2 separate regions of the Homo sapiens genome follow, and region 1 is linked to region 2. The links are chromatin loops, found by intact Hi-C in ENCODE. Cell type or tissue: CD4-positive, alpha-beta T cell. All regions are shown on one strand. Links, peaks and the distances in the headings refer to the core of each region. The heading gives the core; the rest is flanking DNA. Region 1 holds the start of LOC105371348 (a long non-coding RNA gene). Region 2 overlaps CFDP1 (craniofacial development protein 1).

What was found. Peaks named below come from ENCODE experiments on the same cell type or tissue, not always from the same donor. Only the 100,000 strongest peaks of a DNase experiment are listed, where the experiment ranks them.
Region 1: a loop joins it to region 2, with 3 times the contacts of the local background. A loop is called at or near these places in 8 of 110 quality-filtered maps.

What each region holds. Positions count from the first base shown.
Region 1 is chr16:75,758,181-75,769,732 of GRCh38, reverse strand. LOC105371348 (a long non-coding RNA gene) reads right to left here and starts at 9,683. Exons shown (of 6, transcript XR_933748.4): 1 at 9,593-9,683; 2 at 8,074-8,900. RefSeq lists enhancers at 5,507-5,566, 11,420-11,469. In CD4-positive, alpha-beta T cell, for the core only: CTCF peaks have their summits at 5,177 and 5,390 (motif pointing right); DNase peaks (open chromatin) are centred at 5,392 and 8,402.
Region 2 is chr16:75,379,480-75,391,031 of GRCh38, reverse strand. All of the region lies in intron 5 of CFDP1 (craniofacial development protein 1), which reads left to right. Among named protein-coding and RNA genes, the nearest start is that of CFDP1, 48 kb to the left of the region's middle. RefSeq lists an enhancer at 10,406-10,515. In CD4-positive, alpha-beta T cell, for the core only: CTCF peaks have their summits at 5,116 and 5,318 (motif pointing right); a DNase peak (open chromatin) is centred at 5,331; H3K27ac peaks cover 79 bases.

The DNA.
Region 1 (11,552 bases), core at 1,314-9,313, 380 kb before region 2:
TGTCATGAGATCGAGACCTTCCTGGCTAACATGGTGAAACCCTGTCTCTACTAAAAATACAAAAAAATTAGCTGGGCATGGTGGTGGGCACCTGTAGTCCCAGCTACTCAGGAGGCTGAGGCAGGAGAATGGCGTGAACCCGGGAGGCGGAGCTTGCAGTGAGCCAAGATCGCACCACCGCACTCCAGCCTGGGCAACAGAGCAAGACTCTGTCTCAAAAAAAAAAGAAACGTAAGTACGCAAACAGGTAACAATAACCAATAAGCAACAATAAAAACAAGCCATGGACATGTAGGAAAATCTGATTTCCAAACTTGCCACATAATACCTATTAAAATGTCCAGGTTTCAATAATGTAAAAAATTATAAGTCATGCAAAGAAATAAAGTACTGCCAACACACATACATAAAAATAAACAATCAATAGAATTTGTCCTAAAGGAAGCCCAGATATTGGACTTACTAGAAAAGACTTTAAATCATTTAGTCTAAATATGCCCAAAGACCAAAAGGAGAGTGTGCCTAAAGAAGTATGAGAACAATGTCTAACCAAACAGAAAACATCAATAAAGAGATGGAAATTATAAAATTCAACTTTAAAATAAAAGTTATAAAATTGAAAAGCTTAATAACAGAAAAGAAAAATTCACTACAGGTTCTCAGTAACAGATATGAAAAGACATAAAAAATCAACAAATTTCAAAATTGGTCAATTGAAATTATCCAGTCTGAGGAACAGAAAAGAAAAAGAACAAAGAAAAATGAACAGAGTTTCAGAGACCTGTGGGAAATTACTGAAAGTACCAATATATATGTAATGGGAGACCCAGAAGGAGAGGAGAGAAATGTCAAGAACCAATATTTGAAGAAATAATGCTTGTAAACTTCCCAAATTTGTTGAAAAATATTGGTTTGCACACATGAACTTCAAGTGTAATAAACTAAAAAGATTCATACCTCAATACAACATAATCAACCTCTTAAAGAATGAAGATGAAAAAACTTGGTATCAGCAAGTAAGACATGATTCATATACAATGGCTTCTCAGTAATATTAATAGCTGTTTCCCATTAGAAATCAAGGAAAAGAGAACATAAGACAATAGGATGACATATTCAAAGCAGTGAAAGTAAAAGACTGTCAATCAAGGAGTCTATATAGAGCAATACTATACTCCAAAATTGAAGGGGAAATTAAGACATCTCCAGATTTTTTTTAAAAAACCAAGAGAATTCATTGCTAGCACAGCTGTCCTGCAAGAAATACTAAAGGAGTTCTTTTAGGCCTAGATGAAAGTTATTTGGCAGTAATTCAAACCCAAATGAAGAAATAAAGAGTACTGGTAAATGTTAACTATATGGTTAAATATAAAAGACAGCATAAATGATTTTTGTTTATAGTTATTTTCTTTTCTTCTATCTGATTTAAAAGACAACTACATAAACCAGTAATTATAAGTCTATGTTGATGGGTACACAAGCAATAAAGATCTAATTTGTAAAAATAACAGCATAAAGAAGGCAGGTAGGCTGGGCATGGTAGCTCATGCCTGTAATCTCAGCACTTTGGGAGACTGAAGCAGGAGGATCACTTGAGCCCAGGAATTCAAGACCAGCCTGGGCAATACAGCAAGACCCCATCTCTTAAAAACATATATAAGAATAAATTGTAAAAAGAAAAGGAAGAAAACAGAGTTACATTGGAGCAAACTTTTGTATACTACTAAAATTAAGTTGGTATTATATTGACTAGATTGTTATAAATTAAAATATTGGGCTGGGCATGGTGGCTCATCCCTGTAATCCCAGCACTTTGGGAGGCCGAGGCAGGAGGGTCACTTGAGGCAAGGAGTTTGAGACCAGCCTGGGCAACACAGGGAGACCTCGTCTCTACAAAAATTTTTGAAAATTAGCTAGCCATGGTGGCGTATGCCTATAGTCCCATCTACTTGCAGCAGAAGTGGGAAGATCACTGAGCCCAGGAGCCTGAGGTTGCAATGAGCCATGATCCTGCCACTGCACTCCAGCCTCATTGACAGAGCAAGACACTGTCTCTTTAAAACTTTAAAATATTAATTATAATACCATGGGCAACCACTAATAAAATAACTAAAATTATATATTTTAAGAGAAATGAAAGGTAATTAAAATGTTACACTATAAAATATCTATTTAACACAAAAGCATTCAAGAATCAAGGAATTGAGGAATACAATGGACATAATACATATAGAAAACAAATAGCACAATAGCAAAAAATAATTCTATCTTATCAGTAATTATATTAAAGTAAGTGGATCAAACTGTCAAACTAGAAGGAAGAGATTTGGAGAATGGATTTTTTTAAACACAGCACAATTATATGCTATTTACAATAGACACTTAAGATTTAAAGACACAAATAAATGGAACATAAAAGGATGGAAAAGATACACCAGCAATAACCAGAAGAGCTGGAGTAGCTATATTAATGCCAGGCAAAATTGACAAAATATTTTAAGATAAAAATTATTATTAGGGCAAAGAAGGATATTTTATAATTATAAAAGTGTCAGTTAATCAAGAAGATATAAAAATAATTAAAGTGTATGTACCTAACAACACAGCCCCAAAATGCATGAAGCAAAAATACACCGAATTAAAGGAAGAGACTATTCAAACTTAATAGTTGGACGCTTCAATAAAAAGGAGAATAGAAAAACAATCTGCCAGGGTCATGATAGTGCCAGCTCTCAAATCTGGGTCTAGGGTAAAAGAGAAATAAAACTAAAACCTGTCCGAAAAAAATTCAATCACAGTGAACCTGACTGGGAAAGGAGTAGAAGAGAGGGAAGAGCCAGTATCCAGGCAGCTGGGGAACCCAAAACAATTCCCCTTAGGGCTACTCCCTCCCTGGTATCTCCTGATGTCTGACCTGACCCTCCCCTCCATTAAGAATAGATGTCACTTTCCTCCGTTCTCCTCCACTCTCCTCCACTCACTGCTACTTCTCCCACTCCACATCAACAAACTGAGTCCCAAAAGCTTCTTAAATATCAGCCCTATGGCGCTCAGAGCTCGGAAATGCTGAAAGTCCTTCAGTACCAGATGCCAACTTAGAGAGGACAAAGGAGTAGGAAAGACTGAGCAGTGACCCCTACATCCATGTGCCACTATCCTATAGCACATTTGAGACTATTCTGAAGAGCAAGTTAAACTCACATAAAATAGAAATTTTTATCCTAAAAAATATTTCATATGAAACATTTATGGAACTGAAAAAGTACTATACTTCAATCTGGAGCAAAATGACTTTGGCTCTCACTCTGAAAATAAATGTTTAAATCATACTTGATGGAACAAAGTCAGCTGAAACTATGCACATTGGATTCACCAGGAGACATGTGTACACAGTGGGCTGCCTCTCCTACATAAAAAGGTCTTCATGGATATACAATGGGTCCTCATGAAACTGATTTTGCCACAGATTTTGGGGAACTGAGAGCTTTTTTCTTCCTCCAGGAGGGCACAACTTCCTTCTATTTTCCAGTTTTTGTGCTCTACCTCTTTAATTTTACTTAAAAAGAATGACCCTGAAAAACACATTAGTAATTACTAGATGCCAGAAAATGATCCTTCTAGCATAAAATTGGAACATGGAACTATTTTATCAGTGTTAACTAGACCTGAATTATCAAATTTCAAACAATATTATAATACCAAAAGCTGATTTTAGATTATATTACAGCTCATTTCATAGAGCACCAAGGAAGTGGAAGAAAATATAAATGTGCTTCTTAACCTGTGTGACAAACCTACCTCAATGATTCAAGTGAAAGTTGTGGATTCACATGTTCGAGGCACATAAAAAAATAATCTTGTATGTTTTAATATCTAACTCAAGGACTATCATCCAGCATCTCTCATGCTGTGCTCATTCACACACTACAGAAAGGTAACTCCTCTTTGGCAGAGCTATGAAGTATATCTAAATTAAACAGGCTAATCAAGTGACTGGATTATGTGTAAACCTCCTCAAATAAAATAGTATAAAAAAATATATCATGGTAGAGTTTATTATTGTCACATTATCATAGTAACCACTAGGAATTTAGTCAGTTAAAAATATGTCAAAACCCAGCCTACAAAATGGGAAAAAATATTTGCAAACTATGCATCCGACAAAGGTCTAATATCCAGCATCTATAAGGAACTTAAACAAATTTACAAGAAAAATACCCCATTAAAAAGTGGGCAATGAACATAAACAGACACTTTTCAAAAGAGGACTTACTGCAGCCAACAAGCATATGAAAAAATGCTCCACATCACTAATCATTAGAGAAATGGCAATCAAAACCACAATGAGATACCATCTCACACCAGTTGAAAGGGCTTTTAATAAAAAGTCAAAAAATAACAGATGCTGGCAAGGTTGCAGAGAAAGGGGAATGCTGATACACTGCTGGTGGGAATGTAAATTAATTCAGCCATTGTGCAAAGCAATGTGGTGATTCCCCAAGGAATTTAAAAGAGAATTACCAATTGACCCAACAACCCCATTATTGAGTACATACCCAAAGAAATAGAAATCATTCTACCATAAAGACACATGCACACGTATGTTTATCGCAACACTATTCGCAATAGCAAAGACATGGAATCAACCTAAATGCCAATCAACAGTACACTGGATAAAGAAAATGTGGTACATATACACCATGGGATACCACACATTCATAAAAAAGAACAAGATCACATCCTTTGCAGCAACAAGGATGGAGCTGGAGGCCATCATCCTAAACAAACTAATACAGGAACAGAAAACCAAATGCCACATGTTCTCACTTACAAGTGAGAATTAACCAAGGAGAACACATGGGCACAAAGTGGGGAACAACAGACACATGGGCCTACTTGAGGGTGGAGGGTGGAAGGAAGGAGAGGATCAAAACACTACCCATCGGATATTATGCTTATTACTTGGGTGATGAAATAATCTGTACCCCAAACCCCCATGACACGCAGTTTACCTATATAACAAGCCTGCACATGTGCCCCGAGCCTAAAATAAAAGTTTTTTTAAGTCAAAACCATCTTCATTCTTTGTCTTCTTTACAAAAATATATCTGAAAAAATACATCCTGTGAAGTAGTGCTCTAAAGTTGTCGGAGATATTGATTTATTACTTCCTTTACTAAAATAATACCTTATATTTACTTAATTAAAATATATAAAACCTCCATAACTGGCATTTACGTTCAGAGAAATCGCTCTAAATAAAACATCTGCCAGGAACTAAAAGCATTTTAAAGTGGCTTGGCACTAACACTGTCATTATCATCACTATTACAAGGGACAGTGTCAGATTACATGTATGGCCACGAGGAGGTGCTAATACCCTGTGGCTTCATCACCAAAAAGAAAGTCATCAGAGCTGCAAAACCTGGGCCTGTTATTGCAGAGTCTGGTAAAAACAAAAACCCCACAGAGAGCAGAGTAACCTGCTGGCCTCTCACAGGGGACCGAGTGAAGGATGCTCTACAATCCAGGGAAAGGGGTGATAAGCCAGGGGAAAGCTGGCCTGCCTACCTGTTCTTCTCACAGAGGTGCCTCTTTAAAAATACATCTGATGAAATACTGTAATTTCTAAATGTTTGGACATTGTTATAATTATCAAATTAATCATTGATACAGTAGTCATTCCAATTTAGCTTCTTGTCCATCACTACAATTCTGAAGAATAAAATGTCTGCCCAGAAATAAGAATGTGGAGTCAGAAGAGGCTTTATTACTAGAAATATGAAATCAAAATGAAATTGCAGAGCTGTTCCAAAACAAAAATGTAAAGGCCCTTTCACTTACTGGCCCTTTCTATTGAAAACAAGAAGGAATTTAAGAGTAGTGTTATTGTTGTTAACGTTTTCACTGTGAGACAATTTGAGGGATTTACTTTGTTATCATACATTTGACATCGTCTCAACTCCTGTTCCAATCACAGAAATGCCTCCAAATAAAATACCTGCCAGTAATTAAAAACACATTATTATATAATTATCATTATTCCTTCAAAGGGGGTGGGAGGAGTTATTAGTGCAGTCCTTGTGATTTTTCTCTAAGTTTGAAACTATTTCAAAATAAACTTCTTTAAATTGCATATCCCTTTCTTGAAATACAGTTAAATGAAAAGCCTACCAATAGTTAAACCTTTAATGTTATGAGGGATAATATTATCATTACTAGTAAATAGGGTTAACCCCAAACAATGGAAACTGGTTTGTTTCTAGGCAGAATGCTGGATCCCAGCAACCAGGGAGGAAACAGGTCATTTGTCTGCAGTCGCCATTCTGTGAAATCCACTCGGTAGCAACAGTCAATGGATCTCCCAGTGGAATTGCTTATCACCTAGCAATGTATTGGTTGTAAATAATCCAGTCACAAATGTATTCTCTTCAATTTACATATACTTGTGGCTCTAACAAAGAGAAGTCATCATTCTCTAGTGTGCAAATGAACACAGCAAGAAGCACGATTGGATGAGTTTGTTTTTCTTTCTAAGCTGGGGCATGTGAATCCACACATTATCACATGAAACAGTGATATGCATTAAACAGAAATTTAAAAACACATTTATATGTTTATTCTTCCCGGGTTCTCCATGAAATAAGCAGTAATTGAATCCTGATATCTGCTTTTCATATATGTTTTTAAAGTGATAATTCAGATTTAATAGCACCAATAACAAAACAGTGCCATGTTCCAGTTTTACGCTAGAGGGATCATCCACCAGCATTTATTAATTACTAATGTCTTTTCTTGACATTCTTCTCTTCAAGTAAAATTACAGAACTACAGAAGAAAACCTGAGAATTGGAGCAAGTGTTCTCTTGGAGAACAAAGCCCTCAGATCCTACAAAATTAGTTTTATGAAGATATACAGTAACTGTCTTGGTCTTTTTTTTCTGTTGTTTATAAGAGAATTCCTGAAACTGGGTAATTTATAAAGAGAAGAAACTTATTTCTTACAGTTGTGGAGCTGAGGAATCCAAGGTCAAGGGGCCACATCTGGTGAGATCCTTCCTGCAGGTGAGGACTGTCTGAAAAGTCCTGAGGCAAGGCAGGGCCTCACCTGGCGAGGCAGTCGTCTGTGCTAGCTCAGGTGTCTCTTGCCCCTTTTTTTATTTTTATTTTTTTATTTTTTTTTTGAGACGGAGTCCCGCTCTGTCTCCCAGGCTGGAGTGCAGTGGCACGATCCCGGCTCTCTGCAAGCTCCGCCTCCCGGGTTCACGCCATTCTCCTGCCTCAGCCTCCTGAGTAGCTGGGACCACAGGCGCCCGCCACCATGCCCGGCTAATTTTTTGTATTTTTAGTTCAGGCAGGGTTTCGCCATGTTAGCCAGGATGGTCTCGATCTCCTGACGTCGTGATCCGCCTGCCTCGGCCTCCCAAAGTGCTGGGATTACAGGCGTGAGCCACCGCGCCCAGCCGTCTCTTGCCCTTCTTATAAGCCACCTGTCCCACTTCCATGATAGCCTATTCATCTGTTAATCCATGAATGGATAATTCATTCAAGAGGGCAGACCCCTCATGATCCAATCACTTCTTAAAGGGCCCACTTCTCAATACTGCCACATTGGGGATTTAGTTTCAACATCAGTTTTGGAAGGGACATCCGAAACACAGCAGTAACCAATGAGAAAATTTGCTGCTAGGAGAGGCAGCCCCCGTGTACTGGGGAGAGTGACTCACTTATTCAACCTGCATGTCAAATGAATGTGATCGCAAACATTCACACACACACACACACACACACACACACACACACACACACACACGTACATACAGTCCCATTGGATCCAATAGTACACTGTCATCTTACCGTTTCATCATGAATGGTTTAAACATTTATTTTCAGGGTAAAAGTTAAAATTGTCCTAAATCATCTACTTTTTTAGTACAGTGAACGTTTCATGCAAATTGTTTTTATGACGGAAATTTCTGTTTCACATCAGTTTCATTTCCTGTTTGGTATGTTCTCAAATGTGCCATAGCACATGAATGTGGGGTCACTGCTCAGCCTTTCCTACCTACTCACCCTCGCCAAGGTGGCATCTGGTAGTGAGGGAGGCTCAGCACTTTCCAGTCTCAAACCCTGGGACTCAAGCAGTTTCTGGGAATGATACGATGTATTCCTTTCTTAAGGCGGCTGCAACAAAGCACCCTAAACTGGGTGGCTTAAAACAACAGGAATTTATTCTCTCAGAGTGGTAGGGGCTGGAAGTCTGAATCAAGATGCCAGCAGGGCCAGGCTCCCTCCTCGCTTGCTGTCACCAGCAGCCCTTGGTGTTCTTGGCTTGCAGCTGCATAACTCCTGTCTTTAACTCCATCATCACGCGGTATTTCCCCCTCCTGTGTCTCCGCCACGTCATTTCCCTGCTTCTTGTAAGAACGCCAGTTACATCGGATGAGGACCCATCTTAATGACCTAACAATGTTGTCACAAATTTTAAAAGTTGAAAACTCCCAGGCAGTGACTAATGGGCAAACAGCCAAAGCTGAAGAATTTAGAGAGGAGAAAACAGTAGGAGGAATAATATATGATAGAGTGTTAACTGGATTGCTTCTGGCCAAAAGTAGAGATAAAGGGTCAGGCATGGTGATTTGCACCTCTAGTCCAAGCACTTTAGGAGGCTGAGGTGAGAGGATTGCTTGAGCCCAAGAATTCGAGACCAGCCTGGGCAACATGGCTAAACCCTGTCTCTACCAAAAATACAAAACATTAGCCCGATGCGGTGGCACATTCCTGTAGTTCCAGCTTCTCGGGAGGCTGAGGTGGGAGAATTGCTTGAGCCTGGGAAATTGAGGCTGCAGAGAGCTGTGATCGTGCCACAGCACTGCATTCTGGGTGATGGGAATGAGATCCTGCCAAAAAAAAAAAGATAAGGCATTATTTTCTGAGATCAGCAAAGATAGTTTCTTCTACATTTATGCCCGTCCTAGGAAGGACATAGGATGAGTACAGAGTTCACAGGATTTCACAGATAATAAGGAAAAAGATACGACCTTGGAGTGGCAGTAACAAACAATGAGTTTTATTCGGACAGTGCTTTAGCAGGATCACAGGTGAGGAGAAGTCCCTCACAGCATGAGACCTTCCAGAGTTGAGGGCACAGAGCCAGAAAAGAAAGAGGACAAGAGTACTCTGGCAGAGAGCAGGCAGACAGGAAGGGAGGAAAGAGGGAGGGAGGGAGGGTAGGAACGAAAGAAGGAAGGAAAGAAGGAAGGAAGGAACGAAGGAGGGAAGGAAGGAAGGGAGGGAGGGAGGGAGGAGGTAGGGGAGAGAGGGAATGAAAGGAAAAATGGAAGGAAAGGAAGAGAGGAAGGAGGGAGGGAGGGAAGAAAAGAAGGAAGGAAGGAGGGAGGGAGGGATGGAAGGAGGAAGGGAAAAGAAAGGAAGAATGGAAGGAAAGAGGGAAAGAAAGAAGGGAGGGAAGGGAAAGGAAGGGAAGGGAAGGGAAGGCAAGGGAGGGGAAGGGAAGGCAATGCAACAGCTCCAGTGGAAAATTCAAGTCCTCCTTCAACTGCATCCAAAAATAATAATTTTTACTAGATACCTGATGTAGAGAAGGCATACCCTGCCCAGATACAGGAGAATCTCCCAAAAGTGGATGACAAGATCAGCCATGACTGTGAAGAGATGGACACCTACAAAATACAAACCAAAATGCTTTCAGAAAAATTTGAAAGAATCACAGGTTATTATCAAAGCAGCTTATTTCCCATGACAGAAAATCCCATGACAATGAGTTGAGAGCTCTGTTGGCTAAGACACATCTTTGTATCTTAAGAAAAGGAAATGCGGGCCAGACACTGTGGCTCACGCCTGTAATCCCAGCACTTTGGGAGGCCGAGGTGGGTGGATCGCAAGGTCAGGAGTTCAAGACCAGCCTGGCCAGCATGGTGAAACCCCTTCTCTACTAAAAATACAAAAATAAAAATAAAAAACTAGCCAGGCATGGTGGCACATGCCTGTAGTTCCAGCTTCTTGGGAGGCTGAGGCAGGAGAATTGTTTGAACCTGGCAGGCAGAGGTTGTAGTGAGCCGAGATTGTGCCACTGCACTCCAGCCTGGGTGACAGAGCGAGACTCCACCTCAAAAAAAAAAAAAAAAAAAAAAAAAAGAAAAGAAAAGAAAAGGAAATGCAACTTGTTGACTAGGTAGTGTGAAGATAAAATAAAAAAGAAAACGCATATCTGACACCAAAAAAAAATGAAGAAAATGTAAGGTTTTCAAAAATATACTTATGTCCCTGGTGTTGCAAATGGGGTATTTGGCAGAAGGACCACCAGGGCATCCTCCGGATGTCCACATCCCCAAAGAAAGAGGAGCACCTTCTACCATAAAAAAGAATAAGATCCCATCATTTGCAACAATATGGATGGAACCAGAGGTCGTCATGGTAAGTGAAATAAGCCAGGCACAGAAAGACAAACATTGCATGTTCTCACTTAATGTGGAATCTAAAAATCAAAATAATTGAACTCATGGACACAGAAAGTAGAAAGATGGTTACCAGAAGCTGCGAAGCTAGTGGGGAGTTGAGGGGAGGTGGCGAAGGTTAATGGTTACAAAAAAAATAGAATTAATAAGGCTTACTTTTGATTGGGTGACTATACTAAATAACAACTTAATTGTACATTTTAAAGTAAAGAGTGCAATTATATTGTTTATAACTCAAAAGATAAATGCTTGAGGGGATGGATACCCCATTCTCCATGATGTGCTTATTTCACATTGCATGTTTTTATCAAAACATCTCATGTATCCCATAAATTTATACAACTATTATGTACTCACAAAAAAATTTATAAAATAAATTAAAAATTAAAAAGTATTTTAAAGAGGAACACCAAGCTGTGACTCATGGGAGACCCAGCATTCCTCCCAAGGTCAGGATCCCAGGAGAAAGAGGCCTCCCTCAGGTCAACTCCACCCTGACTCAACAGATCCTTCACAAGGTCCACAAAGAGCATGACCTGATGCTCCTGGTGCTGGCTGCCACAGCTCAGGACCTTCCTTCTATTCAACATGACCACTAGACCACAGTTCCACTGGTCCAGGCCCTGGTCCTCCACCTCCTCCCCTTGTCAGACCTCAGATGTTTAGAGAGTCTTAAAGGGACAGGTCCTAAGAAAAGAAACCTCTGCTCTTCCCCTGTTCCAGAAATCCAGGACACAATTGCCTAGGAATCCTTTTCACCAGGGAGCTTCCCTGGCTGGACACATCCTCCCCATTCTCCTCTGGCCACAAGAAATGTTGGACACCAAGCACTGTCCACTCAGCCTGAAAACGAAAGTGAGTCACCCCTGGATAGATCCCACCTCCCACTGAGCATGCTACTACACAACCACAACCACAAGAGCCCTTTTCCTCTGCTCTACAATAATTTTCATATTTTCTATTTTAGTTTTATTGCCAGTGAGTGATTATATCATGTATAAGATGAAAAAAGACAGGATTCTGCTTCATAATGTGCTCTGCCTGTAGATTATTTCAATAACAACACTAATAAAT
Region 2 (11,552 bases), core at 1,763-9,762:
CAGCTAATATGCTTTTTAGAATAAGAAATCTGCTGAGATGATATCTGCATTAGGGAGATCCAGCAGGAAACAGATGGCATTCTCAAATATGATACTTTCTCACAAAGTGGTGGAAAACCACAGGGATACAAATATTGGTGTGGCCTCCCTGGGGCTGGTAATAATGAGACTCTATTACTACCCCTAGGCCTGAAAGGGCAAGAGTGGGAGCAGTTAATGGCAGGGGAAGAAAGGGTTAGGTGGAATGGACCTCCTGACAGGAGCTGAGACCTTCTGTTAAGTGATGGACTTCCCCCAGAGGGAAGCCAAGGGAATAAATACCCAGATCTGTTTCTTCTCTCTCTGCAGCCTCTTAGGGTACTCCATTGCCCTCTGAGGCTTATTAAAGAATATTCTGACACTTGTTAAAACTGTGAGAACACTTTATCCAAAACTATTGCAGTGGGTCTCAAGACTATCTCTGGGGAGAGAGAGAGTGCTCAACTCCGAATACAGCAAAGACAGCTGGGGATTTTTAGCAGAATCGGGAGGCAGGTGGTCAGTGGATAGAAAATTACTAAGAGGAGACATCAAGGAGAGGGTGATTCTTGCTCAAGGCAGGGTAGTGTGATCAGATATCAAGGGTAGGGGATTCTCTCTACACTGACTTAGCACAGAATTCTTTCCAAAACTGCGCTGTGCAGGCCAGCAAGGGCAGGGGCCAATTTCAAGCCTTAGTTGAGAAGAGGGCTCAGTGGAGTCTGACTAAAGTTTGGTTTAAGGAGAGTCTTCATCAGGCTGTCCTCACAGAGCAGCTCCTAGAGCAGAGAGCCATGTGGGAAAGGGTATAGAGGGAATCTAGGGGCCAACCAGGAGCTACCTTGGGAGCTATACAAGTGAAATATTTTTCAGTAAAGAATGCTGACTCCCTTATAAACAGGGTAAAGTGAAATTTGACCAAAATCAGTTTCTTTGAAAGCCCTGATGGAACATAACACATTACAAGGATATGTCTGCCAAGTGCCTGAGTAAAAGTCCTTAGAGTTGTACGTGAAAATGTACGTGTTTAATTATGATACTGTGAACCTTGGATTTCTGAGTAGATCCAGAATGACTTTCAAGGTTGGTATGCTCATTTTTATGAAATGCATCTCAAAAAGCTTTACAGTTACAATTGTGCTTGGGAAAAGACGGGTCCAAGAGGAATTCAGCTGATCTGGGGTATCTGAGTGGGCACATTTTATCCGTGCAAATATTAGTATCTGTCAGCAGACTCCATTTGCAGAGTATAGAAAGTCTTTTCAAGGGAAGGATCTATAGGAATAATCTAATATTTTAAAAGAAAATTAACACAGTCAAGTTTTTTTCCCACAGACTTTTTTCATTTTGGGAGCTGCTTCAGTTTATAGAAATTGTCTTGCAGAAACACTTTATTTGTTTATTTTCCTCTCTCTAAACAGATTTAAGCAATACAGGAAAACCAGAGCAGGAGAGTAAAACATCCTGTCCCACATCTTTTGATAAGATAAGCACAGATTCAGAAATAAGAACAGATTTAGAGGAGCAAATGTTTGTAACTAAAAATGCATTTCCTCCATGTGTTTAAAATAGCACACTGCTTAGGCTATAAAAAGCCAAAGTTTATGTTTTGGGAATGGAATAAGCCCTACTTTAATTAGAGGCAGGAATCAAACTACAAAAATTACTCTCCTACATTTGGTAGTAAAGTACAAAGCTTAATGTGTCTAAATTCTCATGGTCTTGTCATTCCATGCTCTTGATCCGCCTCTTCCCTCACTCCCCAGTCCTTACTACCAGTACTGTTAGCTACTTGCATCCAGTTTTCTCAGCATTTGCTGGTATCTGGCTGGCCAGGCTTCAACCCCACATTTGCTACCTATTTTCAAGCCAACATTTACTATTTATTCCAACAGCGGGCCACCATTAGTGTCATTAAAATTTGTAATCCTACCCTTACGCATTGACTTGTTTAATTAAGGGCCTACTGTTTAGCTGCCTCTTTATAGATTGAGAATGACCTAAAGCAATATAACTTAAGAGGGAAAGACATCATTTTCCCATGTAGTTTTAGCCTTGTTTTCTTGATCTATGGAGTGGAAAAAAAAAAAAAAGGCCTTAATGTTGAGTATCAAACAACATCATAGGTGATGTCAGTGTAGCAGTGTTTTCCCCAAAGATAGAAGACACAGAATCCCTCACAGTACCATCCTGAAGATAAAAGACTCAGACTAAGGACTGAGAAGACAGTAATGCTGACCATTGTAGTTTGCCAGAATTCAGTGTATGTAGTCAGTAACCAGCAATCTTTGGTTTGTTCAGCAGAGTCTTCCTGTCTGAGCAGTTAATGGTGTGATCTCTCCCAGTCTCCTCATTTGGCCAATATTTAAAACTCTAGAAAGTTGACATAAAAATCTGGATTACTGGCTTTTCTTGAGAAATGAAAATTTCTGCCACTACCTTCCCTCTTCATCTATGGTAACACTGGGGTGGCACAGAGTAGATGGGGTTTGCCCTTTTGTGGTCCCTACTCAGTGGCTTTACTCATTTATATTACCTGCATGGTTCCTGTAGGCAACTGCTTTTCCCACTCTAGGGTAACATGTTTCCCTTTGATGACCATGTTAATTTCATTTTGGAAACAATTTGTTCTCTAGATTAAATACCAAACATACTATCTTCTCAGACTACAGGTTAAATATTCTTTACCCTTTTATAAAGAATAAATAATGTCTATTTATTGGCTGCTTCACCACATTTAAGGCACAATGCTAAATGTTTTACATGTATTATTTCACTTAACCCACATAAACATTCCAAGAGTAGGCACTAACTTTGTGCCCATTTCACAGATCAGGACACTGAGGTTCAGAGAGGCGTCCTTAACTTGTTGAAGTTACATAGTTGATGATTGGTCGAACTCGGATTCCAGCCCAAATCTATTTGAGACCAAAGCCTGGGCTCTCAGCCACTTTGCCATTGCCACTGCTCGCTCTTATTCTCCTGATAGATGTTTTTTTGTTAAAAGAGTCTCTCCTCAATTTCATAACTGATGTGGGACTCTTTGAAAGCTATTTTGTTATTTTTGAAGAAAGTGAGAGGGCTGTTTCCCCATTTTTCCTTTGTAAGCTTTTCCTCATTAATATAACCATTTTCTATACTTTTGTTTCATTCCTGTCTCAAGAAAGTGAAGGTCTAGCACATTTTAAAAAATAAGTTCCAGGTATGTTTGTACATTGATACCTGTCAGCAGCAACAGTGAAGCTGTGGACAAGATGTGATGTGGGGAATAATGGCTATTACTGTTTCCAGAGGGTAATCATTTCCTACTGAGGTATGAATCCTACATTGTGGACAACTTATATGTTGATGGAGAGCCAGGTAGGAGTATCATTGCCCAGCTTGTGTCAAGTGCATTTCTTCTGGTGGCCATTTGTTCCAGGATAGGACTAGCTAGAGATAGCTTTTAATAGGATGTTTCAGGAACTAGTGGTGACAATGGAAATGATTGATTTTGGCAGCTCTGGTGGTACTGGTGTTGTCTTACTTATCAGCTCCAGAATGACATGGTTTGTGTAGAAGCAAGAATACCCTGGCCGGGCGCAGTGGCTCACGCCTGTAATCCCAGCACTTTGGGAGGCCGAGGCGGGTGGATCACGAGGTCAGGAGATCGAGACCATCCTGGCTAACACGGTGAAACCCCCGTCTCCACTAAAAAAACAAAAAATTCTCCGGGCGTGGTGGTGGGCGCCTGTAGTCCCAGGTACTGCGGAGGCTGAGGCACGAGAATGGCGTGAGCCCGGGAGGCGGAGCTTGCAGTGAGCCGAGATTGCGCCACTGCACTCCAGCCTGGGCAACAAGAGCGAGACTCCGTCTCAAAAAAAAAAAAAAAAAGAAAGAAAAGAATACCCTGTACCTGACTTTCACCTTCATGTTCTTCAGTGGATGCTAATACCGTGCTTCATTTGTTTTTAACTTATTCTTAATTTGTTTTAAAATAAGCCTTTATAGGTATTGCAGGTACAGAGTAAATAGATTAGAAATTGAATAAGGAAAATAGTTTTTAAAAGATTTTCCCTTGAATATTTGGAGTATTTTCAATCTATTAAAGGCAATTTCATTCACATTGTTGATTCAAAGCTATTATTCCAGGCTAAGCTAGTAACTGAGATAAGTATGAATGGAGAGTCTAGTGATATCCTTTTGGGAGGGAAGAGGATATCTGACAATTCGGGTCATGAAATAAAGTCCTTGCCAATCTGAGCATCTAAATGAGACTCTAAACAGAGAGAAGGTTTCTCTTTTTTTTTGAGACGGAGTCTCACTCTGTTGCCCAGGCTGGAGTGCAGTGTCGGGATCTCGGCTCACTGCAGCCTTCGCCTCCCAGGTTCAAGTGATGCTCCTGCCTCAGCCTCCCAAGTAGCTGGAATTACAGGAGCCTGCCACCACGCCCGGCTAATTTTTGTATTTTTAGTAGAGACAGGGTTTCACCATGTTGACCAGGCTGGTCTCAAACTCCTGACCTCAAGCAATCCACCTGCCTGGGCCTCCCAAAGTGCTGGGATTACAGGCGTGAGCCACTGTGCCCGGCCAAAAAGTTTTCAAAGCAAAAACTTTTTTCATTTGTGGTCACCAGGATGATGTAACCTCTGTCAGTTCGGATTGAATACCTACAACAAATACTCTGAACCTAGGAATTATCTATAGTGATTTTCAAGGTTGCCTGGAGTTAAATAAATTCTAGTGTTCTTAGAAAATTCTATGAAGAGATGAACTTTATTTACACATAGCAGCCTTTTTCCTTTGCTCTTAGCCTCAAATTATAGTGCCAACAAGTTTCAAACATGTATGATTTTAAGAGCCAGATGTCTATCAGGATCACAAACTTTTTTTTTTTAATTTTACTTTAAGTTCCGGGATACATGTGCAGAACATGCAGGTTTGTTACATAGGAATCCATGTGCCATGGTGGTTTGCTAGGATCACAGACTTTTAAAACTTTATTTTGCCGTATTCCTATACCCTTGGTTGTGCCAAATTGTCCTGGTGTGAAAAATGAGTCAAGTTAAATGCTTTAGGTGCTTCTTGGATGTGTAGGGAAGAATGGAATAGGTATGTGAAGTTATGGTAGTCATACAGTTTACTTAGTATGATAATATAAATTGATTTGGGAGCAAGGAAACGAAGACCTTCATTTAAGAAGATGATTATGATACTCTAGGAATGAAGTGAATATATTTTGGTTAACTTTAAAACAGTAATTTATTATTGCTTCATAGGTCTTTAACTTCTTTTACTGTACACTAGAGGGCAGAATTCCACCTGAAAAGATAGCTCGTCTTTGGCAAGATCCCAGAAAGCATTAAGCAGCATTCTTAAGATTGGGTAAAAGAGTCTTGTACATTTTTCTTTGCCTTATTAGATTCGTCTCTTGGTATGATATTTCTATGTACTATGCAGTTTCTACTTTTTTCTTTTATTAGAATTTTTTTTTTCAACTCTACTATTGTGCTTAGAAAGAGAAATGATTTTTCTTCTTTCATTTTTTTCCTTGGGATACAAAAACTTTGTTGTTGCTGTTGTTGTTGTTGTTTTAAATTACAAATAAGAAAGTAAAAATGACCTGTAGTCCCACCACTTAAATTTTTTTCGGAGAGAAGGCAGTGAAAGTTCCTTTCTGCCTTTCCAATTGTTAATTGTCATCCCTAGAAGCTGATAGCTGTTAACTGATGATCAGTTTTGTGCAGATCCTTCCCTGTGCTATGATAATATATTGTATTCATATATATTAATATTAGTCACAAGATTCTCCATTCATACTTACGTCAGTTACTACCTTGGCCTGGAATAATATCTTTGAATCAAGAATGTGAATGAAATTGCCTTTAATAGATTCAAAATATTCCAAGTATTCATGGGAAAATCTTTTAAAAATTATTTTCCTTATTCAATTTCTAATCTATTTACTCTGTACCTGCAATACCTATCAAGGTTTATTTAAAAATAAATTAAGAATAAGTTAAAATCAATGATCAGGGAAAACAATATATACATATATATTGTATACATATATATGTATTGCATTCGTAGATACTTAAAACAAAAGTGGACTTACCCTGTCTGTACTGGTCTGCAATATATATATATATATATATATATATATATATATATATATATATATAGTTTTAGTTTCTTCTTGCAACTTGTATTTTTACTTAACAGTCTATCTTGGGCATCTCTCCAGGTTCAATATAAACATCTGTATTTTTTTTATGCCTGCCTGGTATTCCATTTTGTGACTTCCATAATTTGAGTGCACCTTCTCTTATTGATGAACATTTACAGTTTTCCAAATTTTACAGTTATTAATAATCTGTGATAATCCTTACACATATGTTTTTTATGTTCTCATACTGTTATTTCTGAAGGACAGAATTTTAGAAGTGGGATTGCTGGGTCATTGGGTATGTGCATCTTAAATTCTAATAGCTGCTGCTAAATAGGCAGAAGCAATTTGAAGTCATGCCAGTATTATGTGAGAAGACCAGTTTCCATACATTTACCAATATGTATTTATCTGCATTTCTCCACGATCATTGTAGTAACTGTATCTTTATAACCTGCTGGTTTGTGTGGTGGTTTAAAATTTTTCCTCTTTTCTTTCTCTTTTTTTTGAGATGGAGTCTCACTCTGTCGCCCAGGCTAGAGTGCAGTGGTGCTATCTCGCTCGGCTCACTGCAACCTCCACCTCCTGGGTTCAAGGAATTCTCCTGCCTTAGCCTCCCAAGTAGCTGGGATTACAGGCATGTGCCACCATGCCTGGCTAATTTTTGTATTTTTAGTAGAGATGGGGTTTCGCCTTGTTGGCCAGGCTGCTCTCCTGACCTCAGGTGATCTGCCCACCTCAGCCTCACAAAGTGCTAGGATTACAGATGTGAGCCACTGCGCCCAGCCAAAATTTTTCCTCTTTTGAAAACTGTTACCAAAACAGACTTTTTATTAAACTAATATTATTTTGTGTATTTGTCAAATGTTACGGAATGAATAAATTAAGGTTTGCATATTACCTGTAGGTAGTTTCCATATTGTATCAAATTATCAAAGTTAATTAATCTTCAGTCATTTAAGAGATCAGGTAAAAAAATCTAGATTTTATAAACACTGAGATAAATTGTGAGCCAAATTTGGGGCTGTATCTTTTTTTTTTTTTTTTTTTTAAGACGGAGTCTCGCTCTTTTGCCAGGCTAGAGTGCAGTGGCACGATCTCGGCTTACTGCAACCTCCACCTCCCAGGTCCAAGCAATTCTCCTGCCTCAGCTTCCCGAGTAGCTGGGACTAAAGGCGCCCACCACCATGCCCGGCTAATTTTTGTATTTTTAGTAGAGGCAGGGTTTCACCATATTGGCAAGGATGGTCTCGATCACTTGACCTCATGATCCGCCCACCTCGGCCTCCCAAAGTGCTGGGATTACAGGTGAGAGCCACAGCGCCTCGCTGGGGCTGTATCTTATTGATCCTTTGCAAATGCTGTGTGCTGCTTCACTCTTAGGTTCTTTGTGTTGGAAAGTACTATCTCAAAATGTTTTAACATCAGGGAAGAATGTCATTCATCCTAATCATAGCACTAAGCGATTTTTATGTTCTGATTAAAGTTCTTAAAAAGGCAACTTGCTGCTATTTCCTGAAGGGTTCTGACTGTACAGAAAGATTCATATTAGATAAATACTTTAATTTGGATTGAGGAATTTTTCTTTTGGGAGAGGCTGAGCAGCTGTCTTCTAATTATTTTGGTCAAGGATTGAAAATCAGGCTGGTCTGAAGTCCAGCACTTAACTATACTCAGTTACTTGAATTTTGGATTCTGCCACAACCCTGTTACCCAAGCAAACCTATGATAAATTTAAGCTGAAATAATTTAAAGCTAGGCCAATATTTTCCCATCATTGAGGATATGGAAGATTCTAATCAAACATTCATCTTTAGACCTAGTAATTCTGGATGCTTAAGACCATAAAACATAACCTTTTGATTATTAGCATTTCCTTGAATTTGAAATGTAGTACAATTTCAGTAGTTGCTAATTTGAGAATGTGTAGGAAAAACTCATGCTTTGCATTGGCTTCTGCTTTAAACTGAGATCTTTTAGTCCTAGCTGCTTGTGAGATGATGTGCCTGTAGGAAGTGGAAACAAAAGGAGAAGAGTTTTCCCCCACAGTCAAATAGAGCATGACATGACTTGTTTGGCCAGAGGTGAGAATTAGGAAGATCCAAGGAATATCATGTACAAAAATGCTCTTGATCTTGGTCTCTTGTATAGCGTTACTTGCTTCAAAGCAAAACTTGGAGGAAAAGTTTCCTTTAGAACAGTAACCACAAGCATCACGTCTGCTTTTCAGCCATGTTTCTGTGTTGTGCTGTGGGGTTAACTAAATCCAAATTTTTGATACCATTTCAAAAGGGCACGCTGATTTAGCCTGTGTTAGACCAGTCTGACCTCAATTTCTCTGTCTTGAGGTGGTGAAACCAGCTTTCCTATTGGGCTAACTTGGATCAGCTGTGTGTTTCACAGTATCCTGCAAGCCTAAGCCAGGCAGAATTTCAGCTGTGTAAAGGCTTAGATTATGAAGTATCTATCTGTCTTTATAGAATATATTTTTTAAACCCTTTGAAGTAGAACTTCTAACACCATAATGAAAGCAAAGGATCAGTGTTTTCGAGGGATACTAGGGAAGGTCTGTGACAAAGACTTTTATTTTCCTTATATTTTATCAATCACTCAGGAAATTAGTTGGCAGTGGAAAATGGAACACAACTCTATCCCAATATAGTATGTCATCTAATTATGGTACTCTATCTCAGAATACCCCTTCTCAGTAAGACTGGTATGCCTCTGAGCTTTTTTTTTTTTTTTCTTTTTTGAGACAGGGGTTTCACTCCTGTTGCCCAGGCTGGAGTGCAGTGGCAAGATCTCAGCTCACTACAACCTCTGCATTCTGGCTCAAGTGATCTTCCCACCTCAGCCTCCTGTGTAGCTGGGACTACAGGCATGCACCACCATGCCTGGCTAATTGTCTCTGAGCTTTCGACTGCTACCTTTCTTATATTTGCTTAGGGTTTTCCCAAGATTCATAGGCCTCTTGTCTTTATGCATCTAATAGTATCATCTACTGCTACAACTTTAACCATCTTTTCAACACTGATGATTCTCCCTCTGCTCTGTCCTTTCAGTACTGCTTTTCTCCTGAACTCCAGACCCATATCTCTTGCTGCTTGCAAGCAGTTTATTCTGAATCCCCTTGACTCCACAACTGGTCCAGTATTTAACTCAGTTTCCCTAAATCCTCCCATATTACAGAAGTGAAGAAACCAACATGTGAAATTCAGTAGCTTGCCAAAGAGAGAGAACCTGGACTAGAAATCTGAGGCTTCTTTCCAGTCTAGTGTTCTCATCTGCTGGGCCAAAACTGCCTGTCGTTGGTAGAGGGAGAATATACCACTATTTTCCTCAATAGTAGTTGAGCCCCAACCTCAGTGTCACCTTTAGTTTTTCCCTTTCTTGTCTTTCCCCCTAGCCCCTAACTGCCCAATCCAATGAGTCCTTTTAACTCTACTCCCAAAATGTCTGTAAGTATTCATTCATATCCCCCTCCCTCATTTTATCTCCACTCTCATTGCCTTTTTTCTGGGTCTTACATTCTTTCTTTTTTAAAAAACTATTTTAATTTTAATTTTTTATTGAGACAGGGTCTCACTTTGTTACCCAGGCTGGTCTCCAACTCCTGCCTTCAGGCATTCCTCCCATGTTGGCCTCTGAAAGTGCTGGGATTACAGGTATGGGCCATTGCTCCTGGCCCTGGGTCTTACATTCTGAAGCATCTGTCACTATGTAATTAGAATATTTTCTAAAATCTTTTGAAAGGCTTGGACTATTGTAATCATTTCCTAAGTTTACATAAAGTCTGTAGTCACTCTTCCTCTCTCCACTCTACGTGCCACTGCTGGGGTAATTTGGCAGAGATTTAGCTTAGATAGTGTCACATGCTCAAAAATTTTATCTTTGTTGTCTATTAGTAAGTTCTAGTTTATTGAACTGCTACTGTCGATTGCTAACTCTCAAAAAAATCCTTCAGTTCACTGTCAGTATTTCCTTTTATGTTTAATATGTTTTTACTCTTTAGCGAGGTTTTATCTGTGGTGTGATCTTATATGACCTGGTTTTAAAAAGTGGGGATGAATTTGCTTTTTCTAGATGCTCTTGCCTGGGCCAATTTTTATGTTAATTCTTTGGTTTGGAGTGCCTGGAACATTCAGATATTATAATTGAAAGTATAATTTTGAAGCCCAAATCTATGTGGGTTGCAGGCCCAGGGTTCGTTCCGGTTCTTAAAAGAGACCTTTCTTCCTACCCGCTACAGCCCAAAAGCTTAGATACACTTTCTTCTCTGTTCCTTGGGCTGTTATGTGATTTTTTTTTTTTCCTAACTCTTTCCTTTCATTGAGGATGCATTGACTTTCCACTTTTAGCCTTAGTTCTAGTTCTCTACTGCCTGTAAGCTCAAGACCATTTTTATTATCACGTGGCAAATAAAACCCCGACTGGAAGTTATTGAAACTGTCTTCCCCCACCCCACCCTGCCGGCTGTAACCACTATTTCAGCTCATGTGCTCTACTGTGGTTTTCAGTTCCTTCTTTGATCCAAATACCCGGAGGTTGCCCATTCTTTCTTATGAGTTTAGCTATACACTTAAAATAATTTTTGGTATATTTTATGTAGCATTTCTAGGTCTTTATCTGGAAAATGTTTAGGTTATCTTAAGTATCCATCTTGCCTAAAATGGAAGTTCATCGGCTTTAAGTGCAGATACCCTATGTAGCTTTTCTTTCTTTTTTTTTTTTCAGATGGAGTTTTGCTGTGTTGCCCAGGCTGGAGTGCAGTGGCACAATCTCAGCTCAGTGCAACCTCCACCTCCTGAGTTCAAGCGATTTTCCTGCCTCAGCTTCCTAAGTAGCTGGGACTACAAATGAGTACCTGCACGCCTGTCTAATTTTTGTATTTTTAGTAGAGACAGGGTTCCACCATGTTGCCCAGGCTGGTCTCAAACTCCTGGGCTCAAGTGATATGCCCATCTCGGCCTCCCAAAGTGCTTAGATTACAGGCATGAGCCACTACGCCCAGCAATCCCTTTACCTTTAAAAAAATAAATAAATAAACCTTTAATTTTAAGAGGTTGTATACTCATGTGTAGTCATATAAACTAGTGCAGAGATTCCTTGTTCCTTTGACCCAGTTTCCCCCTATGGTACCATCTTATAATATTACAACTGGGATATTTACATTGACAGATATAGTCAAGATACAGAACATTTTCATATCTGCTAAGATTCCTCATGTTCTCTATAGCTACATACACTTTCCTCCTGCCCTCACCCCCTCCTTAACCTCTGGTAATCACTAATCTAGAGATTTCCTTTTTGGGAGTTTTTAAATGACAAATTGTTTCCTTAATAGTTACAGGGCTCTTTCATATTGAGTGTCTTGTGGTTTGTCTTTTTT